Regions from separate parts of the Homo sapiens genome. Here regions 2 and 3 are each linked to region 1. A link is a loop called in an ENCODE intact Hi-C map of the cell type or tissue named here. Cell type or tissue: IMR-90. All regions are shown on one strand.

Region 1 (8,000 bases):
ATATCTCCCTTCAAGAAAAACCTTGCTGCCCAGCTGCAAGAAGGGCTGTCACAACAGAGCTGCCAGCTACCAATTCCTTCAAGGTGTGCATAGGTTAAGTAGAGTTACCTCTCCCACGGAGGAGGGTCCCACAGAGCTGGTGACTGAACAAGGACAGAGCATAAGCTTCTTGATGGATCTACTGAAATTTGGTAAAGCCTGCTTTGGGTTCTTCCTTTACTCAATCCTACTTCTTCCTCCTTCCTTTCATTGATATTGACCCCTGATAAATATCTTGCACCCTCAAGCTCAATCTTAGCATATGCTGCCAGAAAACACAACTACAGTGAGGGAGCCACTGAAGGGCTGACTCTGGTTCTCACTATGGCCTCCTCTGTTATTTTGCCTCTGGCTTCCTCTCAGGCTCACCCCTTTGCTCACTCAACTCCAGTCAGGCTGGCTTCCTTGCCATTCTACAAAGTGTCATGAATGCTTCTGGCCTAAGGACCATGGCAGTCACCATTCCCTCTGTCCAGAACATTCTTACTCAGATATTCCCAGGGCTCATGCCCTCACTTCATTCAGGCCACTGCTCGACTGTCTCCTCTTCGGAGGGGTCTTCTTGACCACTGAATTTCAAGCAGCTCACCCCCACACCTCTCCACCTTATCCCAGCTCACCTTTCTCAATTTTTTTTATCCTGCTTACTTTTCTTTTCAGCTTATCTCAACCTAACACGCGCATATTTGTTTATTCATTTATTGTGTCTCTCTCCAACTTCAGTGAAAGCAGGGCTTTGTTTTATTCACTAGAACAGTCTCTGGAACAGCATGAGTGCTCAATATATACTGTTGGAGTTACAGGCAATAACCTAAAAATAAACTTATACTACAGAAAAGATAAAATCTTATACAAATGTCTATAAAAGTTGAATGTAAAATGTGTTGGAAAGAACATTATTTTGCCCTTGATATATAGTATCCATTTGGACTCATTTTCTTCATATTTCTTAGAGACTAATTTTCAGGGGCTCCTGCAATTTTGGCATTAAATTTTTCTACTGCCATCCTTTTTCCCCAACTCTATCAACGAGGTAATGAACTGCAAATCATTAAAATATGGTTGACAAGACTTAATAATTAAAAGTATTCTCTTGTAAATTGCAGAGTTATGTCTTTTTAAATTAATTTTATTTGAATAAGTAATATATAATTACATTCTTCTTGGGAAAAAATTAATATTACTGATAAAGCTAAAGTCTACTTTGACTTATACCACCATGCCTGTTTCCCTCCTTCTCACCTCCCTTCTCACTCCAGCAGTAATCTTCATTAGCAATATTCATCCAGATGTTTTCCTATGCATTACTTGCATTTAAAGTTAAATGATACATATTTATGTGTATTGATAAATTTCATAAGTGTATTAGCTCATTTGCTCCTTATAACAGCCATGTGCAGTAGGCATTATTTATTAAGTAATAATAAAATATACATCTCATATGGTTACTTTAATGATTAAAAGAGCACATGTCAATGAAAACACTTAGCAGTGTGCTTAGCACAATATAAGTACTTTTAAGTGAGAGCAATAATTATTCTATATTATATATCCCTAAATATGAAGACACTCCTAATCACTGAGGTGGTAGAATTTTGTGGGACTTCTAACATCTATATTGAATCCCTGAGATGAGTTATTTAATATTCAAAGATATCATTATTATATCAGCATAATTCTTACACTTTTAGTAGTTCTACTATTTGTGGTTTATAGTTTTTACCTAAAAATACAATAATCTGATCTTGCTAAAGTCAAAGAGAGTTTTTTGTTTCAATGCGAGAGATCCTTATTAAATACAGTGAAATGTGGCTAAAATTTTATAAATAGAGACATTCATCAGGGTTATTTATTGGAAACAACTAAATATCTAATAATAAAACTGTAGAATGAATTGTGATTCATCTATCTCATAAAGTATCTTGTAACCTTTAAAATGATATTTATGAAGACTTCTAATGACAAGAGAAAAGGTTAAATAAATATGTTGTTTAAAAAACAGTAGATAGTGCTTTTGTGCTTAAAAGGAGAGCATTAAAATATATTTCATTTGTAGAATGGAAAGATTATGGAGACAACACAGCATTGTTATTTGGGAAAAAGAAATTATCAAAATTTGAAATATGTATATAGCATGATTTAATTTTTGTAATAAAATTGTGTGGAATAAAGGCTAGAATAAAATAACTCAACATGTCAATAGTGTTTCTCACTGAGTAAAGAGATTATAGATGATTTTAAATTTCACTACTATACATTCATCTTTATAATCAGAAATAAATACTATTTTAAGGTATTTCTATTAGTTTTCTAGAGATACCTAATTCAACCATACCTAATGAAATTTGAATCTTCTGACGTTTATATTAATGGAACTCATATTAAGAAAGTATGCTTAGTAAGGCAATAGCCAACTTGTTAAATATAAATTCACACTTGGTAAGAGGTTTAACCTCTTATAATGATGTTTATAAATTATATAATTAGAATCATTTAATATCCACTGTATACTTGAAACAATTTTTAAAAACAGCCTTGTGACCAATTATATTAACTTCATGTTTATATTAATTCTTAATTTTTAAAATAAAAGTCTATAGTTTCATTCCAAGTATCCTCTATAAAATAAAATATATGTACTGATAGATTGAAGAGAACTAAGAAGATAAATCATTTGCTATTAACAAAATTCTAATGCTTGAATCTCTTTTTGATAAAGTATAATTAACTGAATATAATTGTAACAGCCTGTGTCAGTGCACCCCTCTGTGAGTTAGTTCCTCAGGTAATTAATTTGTAGAGCATTTCCTTTGAGAGCTATTTCCCCTCCTACAATTCCTAGACTTTTTCCTTCTACAGAATGGTCAAGATAAACTACTCCTACTCCTTCAGAAGCACTTATGATTCAAGATTACAGAGGAATGTACTTAGAAAAATGTGCAGTGGAAAAAAGTACTTATATGCATACACACAGACTATGGTTACTGAAAAGTTCACTGAGAAAATATGGTGCTTATCAAGCTTACATACCCTCTCAGATGGCTGCCAGGTCAGGCCACTCAGTTCTCTTTTGCCTGGTTCCCCTCTGAAGTCTTGCCCCTGCGTGATGCTTCCAAGCCTCTACACTGCCAGAAATTCAGCCTAGAGAACCATGTTCAAACCATTTATTCAAACATGCTGACTGCCTCAGCATTTGGGCATGTTGTTAATCGCATCCCCTAAAGTTTATTCTCCACCACGTACAACACAGTGAAAAGCCACTAAAAGAAAAAGAGAGAGAGAACCTCTCCAGTCCTCCTGCTAGGACTGCTAAGTTTTTCAGTGCCTTTTCCTACACCATCACTTCTCAGAAAAAAATTCTCTCCACTCTGAAAGTTGGGGCAAGTTTCAAAACCTGGGTAGGTCTCCCCCTAGTGACAAAGTCAATTCATTTCTTCCAAAACACTTCTGTTTTCATATTTGATTATTTCCTAAAATGCAGGAGATAAATATTTTCCAGATTATGAAGCTTAGATTAAAATCAAAAGTGCTATGGAATTCATATGGACATTATTAATGAAAGTCCCGATTACACAGGAAATTAATACCACAATTTCAGCACTAAGGCATAAGTCATTAAAAACTCCAAAAATAGCCCTAAGGAGTTCTGGATTATTAGTGGCTTGGTATGTGGATGAAATCATAACTTAGTAGTAGAAAAATTGTGAAATTAATTCTCCCAACACCATTGATAGGTAGATATTATTCAGTATGTATTTTACTATGTATTATTTATTTATGAGAGTTAAAGAAACAAAGGCTCAGAGAGGCTAGTACAAAGGTGAGCCAGGGATTTGAATTTTGCCTATTGGATTTCCAAGACTTTGAACTCTGCACTGTCCTGTGTTAACCTAACCTTCCATGCCTCCCTACTCTCTGGCCTCCTGTTGTACTGATTCCAGCTGGAAAGTGACCCAGACCACATGCTTTTGGGCATTTTGTTCTAATAATTCCTGTTTACCCTTCAAGTTTATCTTAGTTGTTGCTTCCTCAAGGCAGCCTTCTCTTAACTCCTACGTTCCTATTTTATATAGCACCATGTACTATCTACTATTCCTATCACATTTCTAATCAAATAAAAAGATATATGATTGATAGGGTTTGGCTCTGTGTCCCCACCCAAATCTCATCTTGAATTGTAATCCCCATAATCCTCATGTGTTGAGGGAGGGATCTGGTGGGAAGTGATTGGATCATGGAGGTGGTTTCTCACATGCTGTCCTCTTGGTAGTGAGTGAGTTCTCACGAGATCTAATGGTTTTATAAGTGTTTGGCAGTTTCTTTTTCACTCTTTCTCTTTCCAGCCACCTTATGAAGAAGGTACTTGCTTCTTGTTTGCCTTCTGCCATGATTGTAAGTTTCCTGAGTTCTCTCCAGCCATGCAAAACTGTGAGTCAATTAAACTTCTTTCTTTCATAAATTACTGTCTTGGGTAGTATCTTTATAGCAGTGTGAGAACAGACTAATACAATGATTGAGTGTTGTCTACCTCTACCACCATGTCCTACATACCCCCAATTAAAGTTTCATGAAGGGAAGCACCTTGCACAGTGTAGGTGATCCATAAATATGTGTTAAATGAATGAATAAGTGAATGAATGAATGGATGAGCTAATGTCGCTCAAGCAAGTTGTGTTTCTGGTACCACTTTTTCTGTCACTTTTGCTTAGCCTCAAATTCTGATACCCATATTTCTTATACTGATCTGATGACTTTACTCTGATACAGATTTTTTACTACACCCTTGCTCTAATGTTGGCATTTTGGGACCTGGATTGTATCCTGAATATCATACAGGTAGTTCTTTCATCCTAAATGGAAGAAAATAAACTCTTGCACATATCACGGTAAGTGCCATTAAACTCATGAGAGAAAAAAGGATTAGAGGGTCCCCATCTATATGGTTGCTCCCTAAATTCAACTCTCCCCAAAGAGACAATAAAAATATATTTACTTTATAGCCCAACACGTTTTGAGAAATTGATCTGCTCTGCAGATGAAAAGAAAAGCAGTTAGAGGGAAGATAACTCACATAAAATGTTCAAAGTACAGCTCTCTTAATGGATTAATATCTGATAGGTTATTTGACATTAGTAAAAGATCCAAGGCCAGGTAAAATTTTTTACTTGGAGGTAATATCATACCCACTTCCTTATATGGAGAAGAAGCCACAAAATCTTCAATTTTCTTTTAGAACTATTTTATTTTATAAATATTTAAAAGCTGTGAAAACAATAGTAGGTATTAAACATAACATATAGTGGCTACTTTTAATAGTACTAATAATCCTAATAGTACTAATAGTACTACTGCTACTAATAATAACCCTAATAATACTAATAATACATGTATTATTTGAGAAACAAAAGATTTCATCATTTTCACCTGACTCAAAATATCTTGCAAATCTATCCTTACCTTATGCATTTTACTAACTATAGGCTGTGATTTGCAACAATGCTTAGAATAAGCTGTTTTATTAGTTCAGTGACCCAGTAAGAGTATATATATAAAGCACATACATGAGAATATTTATGGCAGTGATTAATTACAGAGAATGGCAGCTTGGAAGCATGTAAATGAAAAGGTAAATAACATATTCCATTATTAACATTCCTCTGTGAAGTGGGATGTACGGAGAGAGCAGAACAATGGAGTGGAGGGAAGTTGGGTCAGACAAGTGATAAATCAGTTGTGGAAAAATAGGGAAGGAATTATAAGCATTAAGCTACCCTTCTAACACAATGAATGCAGAATAATAATACCATATTTGTAATTATAATGATGTCCTTATAAATTACAGATCAATTCAGAAAGCAGCATGTTTATTTTTTAAATAAACGTAGACAATATATCCACAACAATAATAAAAGGGTGCATATTAAGCCCCAATGGAATCTTAAATTCTGAAGTACAGCTCTCTATTTATATTAATATAAGGCAAAAAGTATTCCTACATTTTCTGTAAGACAAAGGATCATTGTGCTGAATTTCCTTAACTAGCATGTAATAATTCACTTGCTTCTTTATCTCGGAATGTCAGCTAGAAAGCCCAATAACACTATACTGAGTAAAACAACCAAGAGCTGGAGAAACACCTCAGACTTCTTGTGAATGGAACATGTAATGTGATGATTTCACCCATAGCCTTACCATTTTCAGGTTATCTTTTCTCTTCCCTGCTAGATTCTAAGCTCCTTAAAAACTGGATCTTATTCATATTTTTATTTTCTATAATACTGCTGACAATGCCATGTACATGGTAGACCTTTGGCAATTTTTCTTTTTCTTTTTGAGGTGGAGTCTCTCTCTGTTGCCCAGGCTGGAGTGCAGTGGCGCAATCTTGGATCACTGCAACCTCCACCTCCCAGGTTCAAGCAATTCTCTGCCTCAGCCTCCTGAGTAGCTGGGATTACAGGTGCCCACCACCACAGCCGGCTAATTTTTGTATTTTTAGTAGAGACGGGGTTTCACCGTCTTGTCCAGTCTGGTCTTGAACTCCTGACCTCGTGATCCACCTACCTAAGCCTCCGAAAGTACTGGGATTACAGACGTGAGCCACCGAGCCCGGCCGACAATTTTTTTTAATGCTTGCTTTTAGAGGTAGGCCTATTCTGTGCTTCAGGATAAAAGAGAGTTGGATGAATCATACTGGGGGAAAAATAGAAAAATCCAGTAACCTGGATGTCTGTCAGCATCACCCCTATAGTTTTAAAAATATACAGACTCCTTGGCACAATATCAGACGTTTGATTCAACATCTCTGGAATAAGACCTAGGAATCTCTACCTTTAATGTGTAGGTGATTTTAATGCACAGCTGGGAATGAGAACCATTGGTCTGATACCTAATTTTTTTTTCCTGGCCTGGTATGTCATAAATTAATGTAATAACACCTTCTTGCTTTATATTTCTCAAAGTGTACATATATTTTATATAAATATATGTAATATCTAATTTGAGCAATATATGATCAACAAATTATATGCAACAAGTATGTGTCCAACAAACTGTTACATTGGTAGAAAATTGACCTGGGCAGCTCCCTTCACAGTCAATTCATTTCCTCCTAAGCAGGGCCCTCACCCAGCACAGGTCCTCTTGCATATCATTCTGTCTGCCCATACCACTGACCTCTAATGAGGAAAAGAGAAAGCCATCCGCTGAGACCATAATTATGTGCAGAGGGTCAGTGTTTGAACCTTGGTCTCCATGAAACACCAAAGCAAAGAGCAGACTTTTCTTCTGCTCCAAACGCCCTCTAGTTAACTTTCTCACAAATGGCCAAAGAATGGGAAGAGATTCCCTCAAAACAGGCAAAAACACCTTTCAACTTTTCAGGCTAAAATGACAAGATCGGGCGTGTTCAGGGTGGTATGGCCGTAGACTAGAATGACTGAAGTTAAAATTTGCCAGACAATGGCCATTGTGTTCCCAAAGTCCTGTGGCCATTGTGTTCCCAAAGTCCTGCATATACACAGTTGGCAGTGCATAATATTGGCAATACTGTGTCTTTTTCAGTCATGCAAAATTATGCCACAATGAAGAAGGACTTGACAAAGAGGTCAAATTTAGCTCACCTGCCATGCAGTGCTGGAAAATCTCAGGCACTGACAGATTTTCTTCATGAGGCTGGGACAAGTCTGCCATGTATGATTGCTCAGGTTCTGTACTGCACAAGGGCACTGTATCTAATGGGACATCAGCTACATTAGAATCTTTTATTTCTATGATTACAGTTTGACTCCATATATGAGCTATTTATTTATTATCACAATTTTTTGGCAGATGGCAGTAAAATATCTTGTAAAATGATCAATGTATGTCATTCTACTTTAACTTGCAAAAGGAAATTAAATAATTTAAAAACCAAGTTGATCTAACAACATCTAAAATAACCTGTGTTTCTAAACATAGTGATG
Region 2 (8,000 bases), 180 kb before region 1:
TCAATATACTACTACTCAGAATGACCTGGTCTAAGAGTTAAGTATCCAAATTCGTTATAGGCCTTTAAAGAATGACATGAATTTGACTTTTTCACAAAATAAAGGCAGTTTCATTATGCCATTAGTATCTCTCATTATTTTTAATGTGTGTGTTTAAACATATGTGGTTTTTAAACCATTCCTTAAGTATAGGGTTTTGGGGGTTTGTTTTTTTTTGTTTTTTGAGAAAACCAACACTTAAAATGAGAAAAGCCTGTCTGTTCTGATGGTGGCACTGTTGGCTATCTCTTAAAAGAGGATGAACAGCAAAAAGGCAATGAAAATTCGAATTCTTTTTACTATGGGTAAAATGTATATTAGCACTACAAAGCAGGAACTTCCATAAAGCCAAAGAATTTAAAAAAAGAAAGGACAATCTTCTCTTAAAATTTATTCTAATAAACACATATCTTTTTAAAAGTTAATTATCTAGCCAAAGAGCATTATTGTTTGAAAATCCTGTTTCCCTTGAAAAAAGGCAGCCCTATATAAATGTTTAGCTCTGATTAAAAAAAAAAAAATCTAATGCCAACGTGTAAAAAGTAAAAATGTACATATATTTGTTATATAGTAAGTTTTTAATATAGCAATAAATAATGTAACCAATCCATCTAAAAGTTGGTATCAATATAAATATTTATAAGAAAATGAAAGAATATGTGACAGGGCGCTTTTACAATATTTATGCTATGAAATAGAATTGCAACTTTTTTATAGTTGAAAATAAAGTATCTGAAAATTTATGGGCAGGCAAAAATAAACACCCAGATATACCTGATCACTTGGACATAATTTTGTTTAGTCTTTTTTTTTTTTAAGTAGGCTAGTCTTTTCCCTATGCAAATCTTCAAATACTATTTACTTTAAAAGTAACTTTTCCACTTTTATCAAAATTATTCAAATAAATACTGGATATTATTCAAACAGAAAAATCAGATGTGACAAAAAGCTAATCAATTTACATATAAAAGTATGTATATACAAACATCAGATTATATTATTTCTGACTTATGTGTAAGAAGATTACCATCATTTCACTTAGGTGAAATTCAGCATATCTGGTAAAACCCATCTGCGTCACCACCTAAGTGATTTATATTAATATAAAAAGGGCTATAGCTGATCCAAGCTGTCTCCTTTCAAAGATTTTGGGAAAATAGTCACATCTTAATAGACACACTCTTTTTAAAATTATTCATCTCCAAACATCCCACTACAAATTAAATGACCAAGACCAAATCCAATTATATAGTGGACAGTGAATATCTAAGTATCATTTTTGAACTCCATTGAGTAACTTGGTTCCTGCATTCTAGACATTACAACTCCAAGTAGAATATACACTGCTTATTTCTGAGTTATATAATTCTAATATTCTTCCTCAAGAAATCTCAGGAAGAGCTTCAGTGATATTACCCAGCATAACCTCATCAACAGAGAAAGATAGAAAATGATCTTATTTTACAAAAAAATTACTATTCTCTGTGGCATATCAAAACATTTAAGCATAAAGTTTGACATGTTAATCTTTAAAAAAGAAAATTTCAGGCAAAATATCTGGAACTATCAGGGTCAGCTTCATGGGCAGGAAACCTGTGTTATGCAGGTCTGGCACTTGGGGTTTAAAGCTCTGTTACTGCCATCTTAAAAATTTTTAATTTTTAACAAAGGGACTTGCAATTGTGTAGCCAACCCAGGGAATCATACACTAAGCATCCTTTAGAAATGTACTGCTGTGGTTAAAAAAATAAAAAACAAACAAACAAAAAAATGCAATCCTGGTGTGCAAGGTGTTTTTGAAGAGGATTAGGAAAAATGTTAATTAAATGATGAGAAATAATGAAGTCATAAGAGAACTAGAATTACAGGCACCAGCTGCTCTCCATTTCTTCCAAGTATCTAGTAAGAGGAAGTAAGTGATTTATGTTAAATATAAGGAAGCATTTCCTGCTTGGAGTGTTGTCAAATGTTTAAATGTGCCACTAACACAATCCATATCCATCTTATAATAATAGACCTGATTATAAGGTTTGACAGTAACTGGTTGTGTGACCTTGAACAAGCCATTTAACCTTGATGGGTCTCAGCTTCCTCACTCTATTATAAACAGAGTTTGGAGATGATCTATGACGTCTCCACCACTTCTAAAATATAATCTGTGGGTCTACAGTCTTAGTTTCAAATAAAACAGAAATAATAAATGTCTGTTTGGCACATTTCATACTTAAAAATAATAGTTTCTTGGTATGCCTTATCCTTCATATATCCAATTAGTAAAAACAAAGCAACAACAAAAAAACCTCAGAGATCCCTATTGGTCCATTTAATACTATAAAAGGTCTTAACATGAGATGACAAGCAGTTAGAATTCTTTGTTATAAGTTTGTAATTAGGTCAAACATTTACCATCAGAGGGGATGTTAAGTTCTCAAACACAGCATTGTAATTATAATGCAATTTTATAAGACTATATTTTGTCGTGGTTATTTCAAAGAATTAAATTCACAGAGACTGGGTGATGAAAAAGATAGGATGCTTCTGGAAGTATAATGGACAGTTCTAAGTGTGATTTTTATCATTTATTAATCTTTCTATGGAAACATTTTTCTTTGGAAGGCATAATGAGGTATCAACAAACTAAACTTCACAAATATTTGCTATACATAATTGTGGGAAATTATATAAAATTAAAATTTTGGTATGTAACACTAATTTACAGTGCATAAGTATTTTCTCTTTTGGCACAATGAATACAATTCAGATATCTTAAGTTGCATTAGAAGGTGTAAAGTAGGATGGGCCTGACAGTCATGAGATCACTGAGAATACTTATCACTAGCATCTCATTTTATCTTCTTATCCAAGGTCTACTAGTCTTTGTCTTTTCCTGTAATGTTGGAAAATCTATTAAGAGTGCTAAGCTGTTTTTAGATTATAATAGAATATAAATATAATCAATTCATTCCCAAAAGTTAAAATGGTGCAAGTTATTAATGCAAGCCAAAAATATATTTCATCTTAGGGTAGAAAATGTGAAACAGAAAATATTTTTCATGAGCAATTACACCTTGAGGGAAAAAAACCTCTTAAATTATTTAGCAAACAAGAAAACTAAGTACCCATAAAGTCACAAAACTTCCCCAAAACAGTTGCCTCCTGAAAACTGGTACATCAATATCAAGGCAACTTATTTAGAATATTAAAAAACTAAAAGATCAACAATAAAAACACATGAATGCATCAGAATTACTAAAAAGAATGGTCCCTGCATTGCTGCCATGTGAATAATTCTTAAGAGAAGTTTCCACATTACTAAAACTGATAAGAAAATACTTGGAAATACTTAAAATGTTTTCTCTATTGCATCAGAGTACTAGTGATAGATAAAGTGAGATTAAAAAGAACAGTCAGTCAGTCTTCGAGGAGAAATAGAAGGTCACAAAGATAAACAGAAATATTTCCCTCTTTAATAAATTTTCTTGCTATGTTATACTAGACAACACTAAGAGAGTTGAAGAGATATTTTAATTTTCATAATGAACAAAGAAAACACAGCAGAACAGTAAAAGTATCTCAATTGAAATCTAAAGGAGAGAAATTAAGATGCTTAGCATAATGGTGTCTGTATCCCTTATCTTTACTTAAGTGTCTACAGTTACCAAAATTACTGCTCACGATGGTATTACATGGTTTACAAAAGGGAGCTTTATATCATTATCATCTTCAAATGTAAGGAGCAATAAGCTCCTTCAAAATTATCTTCAATTTTTTCCAAGCAAACAGAGTTCAAAGTTCGTACATCACCTTTTATTTATGCTCACAGAATTAAATAATGGTCATTTCACGGTATAAAGTGTTCAATTTCCTAAAATCTCTAAGTTCTATACTGCTTCGACTTCAAACTACTTAAGTATCAAGGAAAACCCAAGTGATATTTTATCTGTAACATTGCTCTTAAAAAAATAATTCTATACAACACACCTACATATACATACCATATGTAGACATAAATTTATACAGATATAGACACATAGATGTACATATGTTATGTATAGGTACCTAAGTAAATGTATCTATGTGTGTGTGTGTGTGTGTATATATATATATATATATAAAATATAAATTTTTAATTTATATATATATAAAATAATATTCAATCCTGGGTAGTTTTTTCAGATAGTGCTAACTTGCAACCTTAGGACTTCAGAATAATTCTAAAATGAAATATAAGACAGGTGATGATCTCATACAAAAGACTTAGTGGGAAACTGCATTTGGAATCACTGGCAGTTCTCATAATTGTCTGATATGGGCTATACACTTTGTCCAGATGCTGAAATGGAAAGTGTGGGTATCCTGGTAAACAATAAATCAGAGTTATCAAAGAGAGATGGGACTGCTGGGAAACCTTTATTGCTTTAAGGATCCAAAGGCCAAGAGTGTAAAAGACATTTCAAAGTGATTTTATTTCCAATACAACCTCTACATTTGGATAAGGACAAATAAAGATGTGTCTGCAAATGTAAAAACAGCCAAACCAAGTATGTGAACAAGATTTTTAAGTTATAATATTTGAAGATAACAGTTATCTCCAAAACATGGTTGACATTCTAGCTAATTTATTAACGTCTGTCATAAGCAGAATTCTAAGATGTACCTCACTCCCCCAAATTCTCAAGTCCTGTTGTATAATCCCATTCTCTTGAATGTGAGTAGGGCATGTGAATATTATGAATTACTCTCCCATTTCATATGATGTTATAAAGAAGAAGGGATTTTGCAGATGTAATGAAGGTCCCTAATCAGCTGACTTTGAGTTAATCAAGAAGGACATTAGCATGGGTAGTCATGACCTAATTGGGTGAGCCATTCAAAAAAGTCAAGAGAGATCTGAATCCAGAGAAACTCTCCTGCTGGTCTTAAGGGAACACAATGGCAGGTTGTGGAGATGAATGGGGCAGAAAATGGCCAGCAGCCTCAAGAACCTAAGGATACCCCCAGTTGACAACCAGGAGGGAAGTAGGAACTTTAGCCATACAACTTCAAGGAACTGAATTCCCCCAAAAACCAGTGAACATGGAGAAAGACCCTGAACCTCAGTGAGCTCACAGCCCCAGATGGCACCTTGATTTCAATTTTCTAAGACCTTCAGCAGAGAACCCACTAATCCTGACCCACAGGAATCTAGAGTAATAAATTTGTGTTGCTTAAAGCTGCTAAATTTGTAGTAATTTGCTATGCAGCAATAAAAAATTAATACAAAATACAGTTGTAAACACATGAAAAATCAGTATGTAAAATTAATCTTATGTATGTATAAAGAAAAAGAGTTTTAAGGCTCCTAGCAAATTTAGAAGGAATGACCTACAGGTGGTAACAAGGTAGAAAATACAAAGTCAGCAATCTAAGAAGATAGCCTATACCTAAATATCCTAGAAATAAGAAATGATGGTCTTATTTATTTATTTTGTGCAGTACCAAACTCCTGGCAGGAAACAGACATCCATTTAAATTATTTGTATTGCATATTTCACTAAAAAAATTGTAAGAATAATATTCATTTCCTCCTTAGCCACTGTGATACGGTATGACATTCTCTTGGCAGATAACAAACCTCTGAGTTTCTTCTCAAAACATTAGGTTACATTTTGTTTTATTGCTAGTCTAGCAAAACAATTTTTAAAAATATATAATATTAAATACATGCATTTACAGTTTCTTCTATTTGTCTCAAATTGACCTATATTAATTCAAATAGGTAGTTATAAATACAGGCACTTACAAATTAATTCAATGAATGAAGTATATTTTGTGAAATGAACTATGAAAATTTAAAATATATTTTAGTAACATTTCTATTGACAAGTTGAAATTTTAAAATCCTCTTATTTATATATTTTTTGAGATTAATTTCCTCTACACTGGGTCTTCATCACCAAATATGTTTCTTGACATTAGAATAGTGAAATAAACAGTATAATAAGACATACTACAAAATGGAGCATGTATGTGTCCAATTTAACTACAATAAAGAAAATATATGGCATACACAGCACAATTTAACTGAAATCTGTTTTGTAAGAGTCGATTTTCCTTTAAAATTCTGATTGCTGATAATGAAGAAATTATGATGAAAAATTCTAGATTTCCTTTTATCCTAAAACTCATCTGGGAAGTATTTCATCTGACCACAGCCTCAGGTATTCCTTTGTCACTAATTAGAGAAATACTGAATATTTCAACTATAAATTGCTTAATTATATTTGTCAGCCTGCTCTGAACCAATTAATTATTTACTTGTAAAAATCTTTGATGCAATGCTATCCAGAGGTTCATTTCTGGAATACAGACCAGAAGCTATATTTCCTCTTGTACCCCAATTAAGCTGAAGACTTGAGAGAATGAAATATATTGTTATGATGCACAATGATTTACAATATTACTCACTAAAAAGAAATGAATCATGTTCATTACAATTCAAGCATTCACTGCTGTCCTTTGTAAAGCTTTAAGGCATTGTTCTATTCCTTCACAAAAGAAGTTCCTATGATTTTTTTTCCTGATATAATCTATTTTATAAAGAACTGCTTACAGAACTAATAAGCATGTTCAGAAAACAATTTTAGAATTTCTTAACTACCCAACCCCACTCCCGTAAAAAAATACACTGAATATCACAGCAACTCTCTATGAAACGAGAGCATAAAGCAGCAGGAAATTGCTGTGACAGTTATACAACCACCCATGTTATCTACTGAGCCCTGGAACAGAGAAGTGTAATAGAAGTAAAACAACCAACTTCTATACATCTATTCACTACATATTTATTGAAGTTGGTGCTATGAGCTAGAAGCTGAAGATAGCCAGGCAAGCAAAGCCAGCATGGTCTCTGTGCTCAACAGAAATTTAAGTCTAATGGGAAATACAAACACCAATAAAATAATTACACACATGAATACATGATTATATTACTAAGTGCTATGTAGGAAGGGTACTCTGGGAGCACTTATACCATAAAGTACTCTACGAGTCAAAGGAAAATGCTTGAGGAAGTGATACCTAAGTAAAGAACTGAAGTACCAGCAGAAATAAAGTCAGCCAAGAATGGAGAAGAAGAGCATCCCAGGTAAAATAAAATCACATTCAAGGAAATGAAAGGCCAATGAGCCACAGCAAGAGCAGGAGTCAGATTCCATAGCAAATATATGCTGAGCACAAGCTCTGTGCTAGGCACTGCTCTAGGCACTTGGGATATGTGAATACACAAAACGGACTCGGATCCTCTCTGAGGGAGCGTATCTTCTGTATCACACAAGGCTTGCTGAATCTTGCCAAACATTTTAGTCTTTACCCTTAAAGTGAAAACCTAGAAAGATGTGATTGAAAGGAAGTTTTTCTTTTTTCTTTGTTTCTCTCCCTTCTAACGTCTTAAAGACTGATGGAGAAACGGATTTAAGGAATGGGTGCTGGATGTTGGGAGACAAAAAGCTCTCGCTCTCTCCAAATGAGAGACGATAGGGAGAGAAATGGAAAGGGAGCTGGGTGGAGAAATTTGAAAGGCATTTAGAAGAAAAAATAAACAGAATCTGGTGAGATTGAAAAGAAGAGGTAAGGGAGAGTGAAATGTCAAAAAAAAGTCCTGGTTTCCAGAGTGCACGAGATAAACTGGTGCCAGGCCTCGAGTTAGGGAACATGGGAGGATGGGTAGTCTGTAAGGAATTTGTTTACAGACATATTGAGCCATATAGAGTCAGAATTTAAAGAGCGCTCCATGCTAAAGATAAAAAATTGGAAGTCAACAAGAGTATAGAGAGTAATTGAATCCGTAGGTATGAATGAGATCAGCTATAACGTAAGAACATTAAAAAAAAAAAGTCAAGGACTGAAACTTAAAATTCCATCATTAAAGGCCAGGAAGAAGAGAATGAGTCAGTTAAGAAAAATGATAGTCTCCAGAGAGG
Region 3 (8,000 bases), 470 kb after region 1:
CTAAGTGAAATCAAAATACATTATTTGCCATACAAAACTGATTAAAAACATGACTGGAAAAAATATAATACATATGGCAAAGATGCATATACTTTGAATAAAAATTTTTGGTTTTGGTTCAAATCGAGTTATTTTAATTTACTTTATGTAATGGATCTATTTTGCACTTAAACATAGACAAATGTGGCTAATAATAGGATTTGGATAGCTTTGTGTACATTCATTTTTTTAAATTAATTGTGCTTATCACTTAGTTTCTTTAAATATCTTTGTATAATAATAGAGAAAACGGTTTATAGAAAGTCTGGTTCATTTTCAGATTTTTTTTTAATTCTGATCTTCAAGTTGAATAAAATAATTTAATCGGTAACCTTGAAATACAGACTATAGCAAAACTTTAAAATGATTAAGAATGCTGATTTAATTATTGCTTTATGCATAAAAATGACTTTACATCTACAGAAATATAATTTAAAATGGAAAGAAAGTCACATTAAAAGAATTCTGATGAGGGTCAGAAGATGGGAGAAAAAAGTGATATCCTTTTGTTAAGTACTAAAAAATGTTTAATTAACTGCTTACCAAAACAAAACAATTAAAATGGCAATTACCTTTAAAATAGCAACAGTGTAATTACAGCTGTTGTGATATAAAGCTAGGAAACAAAATGTTAATCTGGAATGAACAGTTTAAATATGAAATTATGATATACTTGGCTTCCTGTAGTACAGCTGTCAAGCTTGGGCAGTTTGCTGGTCAATAGTGACATTCTATGTGTCAGTGAACAGAGTCTCTTGATACCGTAACCCGCAGTTCACACATTACTGAAGCTCCAACTGTCGAACATTCAAGTCCCCTGATATTATTGCAGCTTCCAGACTCTCCTAACTGGCTCATGTTTCATTCTTTGGCAATTTGCCCTAATGATATCCCTCAGGAGCTTTCAGCCTCTCTTCCTTTCCATATTTAATCATCTTATATTAATCTGAGTGATACACAAACTATGCTGTACAAATTGTAATTTCCTACAATTTTTCTAAGATGCACACCTAATTTTTCAGTTTTACTTTTACTTATGTTCTAAGTTTTCAATCCCAAACTCGGTATTTTCAGATGATTATAACTATCTACATGATTCCCAAGAAGCTTCTTTTGCTGTTTATATATGTTTCAGAGGGGCCTCTGAGATGTAAGACTTTTTACATGTAGAAGTGATAAAGACAATGTGATTTATGTAGTTATGTAAATTGTTCTGTGATTACTGTTCATTGTTGATACATTGAACATTGCTTTTTGTTTGGAAGGTCAGCAGCTACTTATTTTTGTTATCCTTTTACAAATTTCAGTTAACTGCCTGTATCCATGGATCAGCTGCTCTTCTATACCCAATGTATTGGCAACACATATACATCCCAGTGCTTCCTCCACACCTGCTGGACTACTGCTGGTAAGCTGGCTTTTGCCAGACTCCTTTAAGTTTAGGTTTCATGATTAGATTATCTGTTTATTTGTGAACTAGGTAAACTTGGGGGCATATTTAAAAGAAATCACAGAAACTTACATTTTAATAAATAGTAAAGATGGCTTTTATGAAGGACAGAATAATTCTGTACAAAGGTAGCGCAAGTTTATACCTAGCAAACATAAAGTTCTTTAGATTTTGTGAATTTCTTCTGCAGTCATTTAGATAACTCAATGCAAAATAGAAAAAAATAACAGTCTTAAGTTGTGTTAGGAAAACTGTATAGAAGTTATGGTGTCAGTTAGAGAACCCAGTATCCCAGGTGTCAGAATTTGTCTGGCAAATCTGCCAGCAACCACATTGTCTCTGTCAGGGCATACTCTTGTTACCTTTACTTCAGAATACACTTCTTTACCCCTCTTTTTTCAATAATAGCACACCAAATACCAAGTACTGATAAAGGGGTTGTCTCTAATACAAGAATTCTTGTTTTTTGTTTAAGTCAAAGTCTCAGCCTTGATCCACCATGAAAAGCAATGTTGAAAAGTATTGGGAGTAGTTCTGAAAAGTTTCCTGGCATTAGACACAATTCCTAAAGGATCCCAATAACCAGGCCTCTAGACCCTCCTTGTTCTCTTCACCTGGAAGAGTCTGCATATTTATCATGAGTCTAAACAAGGATTAGACTTCTAAATAGCAGCTTCTGGGCCTTCTTCAAGACTAGGGGGGGAAATGTTATCTTCATTGCATAATCATCTTCTGCAGGTATAGCCTAATTCTTAAGAAATGTGATGGGATTTTTCCTCTAAATCATTGTGCACACACATAGAAGGAAACAATTTTGACCTTAATGTGTTTGCTTATTTCACAGCTAATGTTACTAAAACACAGCACTTTTAGAATCAATGCACTCATTTAACTTTCTTATTTCATAAAAGGCAGAAAGTATTAAGGATTAAAAATGATTTAAGTTCATACACAGAGGGTTTCTATTAACTTTTTATGACTGAGCCTCTTCAGAACAAGTGATTGTAGTGACAACACATGTACTTGGCCACATATTGATTACGTTAATATATTGGTGTGTTTCCACAGCATGGTAATATTATTAGTATTGATAATGCTGTGAAGTAGGTGCCCAGTGACCTACCATTGCTATTATGCTGTTTGAGAACTAGAAAGGAGAAACTGTTTGGCAGGAAACTATAGGAATGTAGTTTATATTGTTAAGTGTCACACACACAAGTCTAAGAATAAAATAAATAGGCCCTTTGTTATTCATTTTAGAGTTTTCCTTTAACCAACATACCTATAATATTTTAGCATTCCTTAAAGGGAGGGTCTCATTTATTTATGTTGACATATGCAGTAGATCTTTGTATATACTGTTCAGTAATTAAACTTTATTTATTTAAAAATATATTTTACAGCAGTATTTGGAAATATATTGATATATGATTTTACATAATATATCTTTAGAATTACGTTTTATATATGATGTTAGTGCCATCTTAATTTTTCTATTAAAATGTTCTAACCTCTTAAGAGATAACACACCTTTAATTAAGTTCAATTATCTGTAATGAATTACACATTTAAGACTTTCTAAAATGTTATTTAGAAATTATTATATGACACAGGCAGTTCTGTACTAATTTTTTTCCAGATCTTTTCTAATCGTTTCTACCCCTGCCATAAAATTCAATGAAGTAAGCTTGTTTCATATTTCAGTCCCTGGAATTTTCTTTCTAGTGTCTAATGTCTGAAATAGCCTTTGGGTTGAGTTCTAAGAGCTTGCATGCCAAAAACCTCCCTGGTTCAAAGAGTAAGTCAGTGATATTCAAACAAGAAGTTATCTGAAACTTCCTGAACCTTAAGGTCACAATGATAGGCTCAGCTTCTATCATAGGAACGGAGTAATATAATATAATTATTTTTTTAAAGAATAGCCATCAGAAAACTTGGTAAACTAAACTGTTTCCTAGGGTAAACAGTTTTCTTCCATTTCCATCCTTGAGGTTAAAAAATCATACTGATCTACATGTAAAAGGGAAAAAAATTACAGATCATCCCTTCAATCTCATAGTTTTGATTAAATACTTTTTATGAATATTCCAGTTCAAAAATAGTGTCATGAAGATTTGATAGGAAAAGATATATCTTTGCTAACTCTTTGGCACGATTGGAACTTTCTGAATCCTGAGGTAATCCTACCTCCATAAAGTATTTCTGTTTTTGCAACTGGTAGCTCTGGTGTGGGTTGGACTGTGGAGAGCCGTAATGCCATCTTGTGACCATGGATGGATATCGCATCTTGGTCCACCAATAAAGCCTTGCTACTTTGTTGATTCATTCATCCATTCACTTGTTCATTAAACACTTAGTGACCATCTATTAATATTTGCCAAGCTGTGAGTGTGTAATGTAATGAATAAGATTTAGTTTATGCCATTGCAAGATTCACAGATAGCAAGAAATACACACATACTTACATGTGCACACATGCACACACACAGCACAGTGTAATACTGCAATACTATAAGTATTACAGAATAGGCATACAAAGGACCATGGATGGCAACACATAAGAAGAAGTGGCCTACAGTCCCTGGTAGCTTAGGGAAGGTGCCTGGGAGGAAATGACACCATCTGCATTTTCCCCTAATCAGCCAATGTAAGAGTACTTTAATGTGGCAAGTCTATGATGTTGCAAGACAGTCTTAACCTATCTAAGTCCATAAACACATGGCAGGTAGTGTGACTGTAGGACTAGTAAAATTGTAATTATCTATCATTTGTTCATGAATGGTTGAGTCACTATTTAGGCTATATGACTCTTCTTTTTATGAAAGGAGCAGATTTAGCTTCTGAGAGAATAGGTATTTTTTTTCTTTAAAAAAATGGAAAATTGTATTCTTTAGACTACCCCAATAGACTGCTGTTATAGTCTGTGTCATGAGTGGTCTCTTTGTATGAAAACCTAAAAAGAAAAAAAAAGCTATTCTTAAGTACAGGTGAATTGCTACCAAAAAGAAGCAGCAATCATATGGAGGCTTCTGTATCCTATCTTTGCAAAATAACTTCATTGAAAGAAAGATTTAGGACAGTTTTTCACATAGAGGACAAAACATCTGTGTTGCCAAGAATCTCTTCTTGGCTTGTTAATGCCCTTATCTAATTAGGAAATTTAAGGCTAGGTTTGCAAAGTTACTTTTCATGAGATTTGGGTGATTTCATATTAGGATTACACAATCCAGTTTTTGTGAGAAAGAAACAACTATTCACTCTATATTCTGCAAAATGTAATTATTTTAGGAAATTAGTCTCTAGGTTAATAATGTTTACAGTTCTAACATCTGTGTTTTAGATTTTGTGAGAAATTGGTGAGAAGAGAACATGTGGAGATAACAAGTGATCCCATTTTAAAAGTTTCAAGTTATTATATGATTAAATTTTGCATACAAGCTTTTTAATGAATATTTTTATGTCAGCTTAACAATTTTTATCAATGTGTTTTTTATACTTCTGAAGATAAGTATATCTTCCATAAAGTTTAAAATGTTTTTGCCTGGGCGAAAGAGCGAGACTCCGTCTCAAAAAAAAAAAAAAAAAGTTTTCCTAGATGTATTCAGTAGGTTATTTAGCAGTCTGTTTCTGATTTTAAGAAAATCTGACCCACCCATTTATCCCACCAACATTTGTAAAATGGACTTAGTAATTATTGTTTTTAGAAGGCTTACCTATTTTAAAACTCTTTCATTAAAATGTACTTTGAAATTTCAGACAGCATGGGCTTTTCTGTATTATAAATCTTGTGAATAGAATAAACTAACCTGAGGTTAATTGGAAGTTTACACAGTGACTTTAATAATTTTATGCTATTTTGAACATAGGCAGGGCTTGAGATATTTAAGATTATGGCCTAACTTCATTTTGTTAAAGGTATCAAAACCTTGTTGTGGAAGCCTAGATTTGTTAGTGATATGCATTTTATGTCTTCTTCTCTGGAGACCTAGAAGGAATACAGGGATGAGAACTTGAATTAGGGAAGTAGTGGAACAGTACACATTTGTTCCTCCTGTTTCCTTTTGAAGGTAGAAAATCTGTTAGGTCTTAAGGATATCAAGGCCTATAAACAGTTTTCAACTTTCAGCCAAGTGAAGTATCCAGAATATCAGATCAATTCCAGATGGTCTCTTGCATTCAAATTAAAAAAAAAATAGGAAGGAACAAAGCTACAAAGGGCAAAGACAACTGGGAATTAGAATCTAGTACAATAAGAAGTAATGAACTAGAATGTACAGGCTAACGAGGAGTAAAATAAGAACTTTAACACTTATTTTGTAAATTCTGGATATATAGATTGGTGGTTAGCCATCTTTAAATAAATTTGGAACTTTTTAAGGTTACTTTGAAATCTCTGGGTCTGTCAGGGTGGCTGTGTAATCTATTGCTGGTTCTCAGTAGCAAAGTGAACACACAGAAATTTGGACAGCTCTGTTCTAATAATGACAATGATGTTTAGAAAATTATGCAAATCTTTTGAGAAAGAGGATTATCTGTTTGCATTAACAGAAAAAGAGTGTCATAATAGAGCACAAAGATGCCTATAAAAGAATTGCCAAAAATGTTTTATTTTAAAATAGCTATTTATTCATATATCTGCTATTGACTTCGTAGATATCTGTCAATTCTCATGTTTTTCTGTTAGATAATATTTTAGGTTTGAAATGTCAAGTTGAATAATTTTCTTCTTGTATTTCGTGAGAAGTATTTCTGAAATAACCAGCAATTCTTATTCTGTGTATTAAAAATTTAACATCTATATTTTTTGCAAGAGTATAAAATCCATAGGGAATATATTCAGTTTATATTGTCTATTATTGTTCCCAAGTTTCTACCCTAAGGCCTGGCACCTGCTATGCTCCAAATATCATGTGTTGAATTAATTAATTCAAGATTATTCTCACACTTGAGTATTTTTAAATTTATTAAAATTATTAATAAAAGTGAAAGTTGGATAAATCTGAATTTATAAAATTAGGTAAATAAAAGACAATGTACATGAGGGGAAAGATAGCACAGTAGGTGAGGAAGTTGTTTCCTTTTGTACATCCAGTTCCAGAACAGTGTCTGACAAACAATAAGTCTTGATAGATATTTGCAGACTGACCCTCTGATCCAAATATTTGGTGACATAGGAGGTATGTATCAATGAATATATATATTAAGAATATCATAGAAATAAGAATTTAATTGAATAGGAAAAGATGTGCAAAACGGATGTTAATAAATTTGATGATTATTTAAGATATATTTGCTATGAGGTATACGGAAAAGATTCAATTCAGACTATGGCCTAGACCTGGATATTCTTCTTAAGGTAAAAACAAACCAACAAACAAACTTTTTAGGCATTATAACTCTTGATTAAATTATAAATGATTTTATGATGTTTATAAAAAGCAATCTTAATTTTAAATATATTAATGGCCTCTAAGATTAAATTTGAGCTTTATATATTGAATAATTTTGAATATCTATAATGTGTTATGCTGGAACTGAGCATTTAATACATTTAATTTTTAATCATTTTGAATTACTTATACTGTTGTTTCAGTTTTAATGAACTATATGAATCTATGCATATATATATTTTTAATTTAGTGCCCCAATGCCATACCTGATTGGAATACACTCCAGCCTCATAGAGGTGAGTATCTTTCAGACATGAGACAGTGATAAAATTAACTCATAAAATAATAGTTAAAACAGTTTTGTTTTGAAGAAATATCAGTGGTATAGGACAAAGAAGTGACTAGTTTCATATTTAGAGTATGCTTATCATTTTTAAAAAGACAACATTGAAATAATTACATTTAAATTAACATACTAAATGACCATTTTTTATGGCATGAAATCCATAAAAATAGGTTATGTTTGGTAGAAATCATATGGTAAGTTTTAAATACTAAAACTTCAGTCCTTGATCAGTTGCCTTTTTTTATGGCAACTTGAGATCATTTATATCTCTTTTTCAGACCTATATTTTGAAAGTCACAATTTATGTACTTATGAGTCATGAAGTAAAATTTTTTATTTTGCAGACTTCATTATGTTCCCATTTATCAGTGTGTACATTTTAAATGTGGTTTTAATATACTAATCATGAACTTTAGAATATAGCCTTAAGTTTTAATTTTCAGTTCTGTTGGGGAATATAAAATTTAGTAATTTTTTTCCACAATTACCACATCATTTTAAAATTATTTTTGTCACTTAAGTTATTCCTATAGTGAAAGATCTTGAACTATTAACACCATGAACTTGAAATTAGTGAGATTTCCAGGAAGGTCTTGGTATAGGATCAGCATCTAATAAAATAAGCAAAAGGCTTTAATTAAAACAAAGTCTTGGGTCAATTGAGTGGTGTCATTATGCTAGATGCTATCAGTTTTATTCAGATAAATTTGTCTTTTTTTGCTGGTTGTACAGATTGTACTTTAACCCAGTTTCTAATAAGCAACCTAAATGAGTT

What was found. Peaks named below come from ENCODE experiments on the same cell type or tissue, not always from the same donor. Only the 100,000 strongest peaks of a DNase experiment are listed, where the experiment ranks them.
Region 2: it touches region 1 in a loop (2.1-fold over the local background); 21 of 110 quality-filtered maps call a loop at or near these places.
Region 3: it touches region 1 in a loop (5-fold over the local background); 4 of 110 quality-filtered maps call a loop at or near these places.

Annotation. Positions count from the first base shown.
Region 1 is chr1:198,083,967-198,091,966 of GRCh38, reverse strand. No RefSeq gene overlaps it. Among named protein-coding and RNA genes, the nearest start is that of NEK7, 69 kb to the left of the region's middle. In IMR-90, a CTCF peak has its summit at 3,434 (motif pointing left); DNase peaks (open chromatin) are centred at 3,046 and 3,416; H3K4me3 peaks cover 268 bases; H3K27ac peaks cover 202 bases.
Region 2 is chr1:198,268,059-198,276,058 of GRCh38, reverse strand. All of the region lies in intron 5 of NEK7 (NIMA related kinase 7), which reads right to left. Among named protein-coding and RNA genes, the nearest start is that of NEK7, 120 kb to the right of the region's middle. In IMR-90, no CTCF peak of the experiment used is centred here; DNase peaks (open chromatin) are centred at 3,338 and 7,918; H3K27ac peaks cover 1,107 bases.
Region 3 is chr1:197,611,106-197,619,105 of GRCh38, reverse strand. It overlaps DENND1B (DENN domain containing 1B), which reads left to right. Exons shown (of 23, transcript NM_001195215.2): 11 at 1,347-1,447; 12 at 7,130-7,175. Among named protein-coding and RNA genes, the nearest start is that of DENND1B, 160 kb to the left of the region's middle. In IMR-90, a CTCF peak has its summit at 3,748 (motif pointing left); no DNase peak of the experiment used is centred here.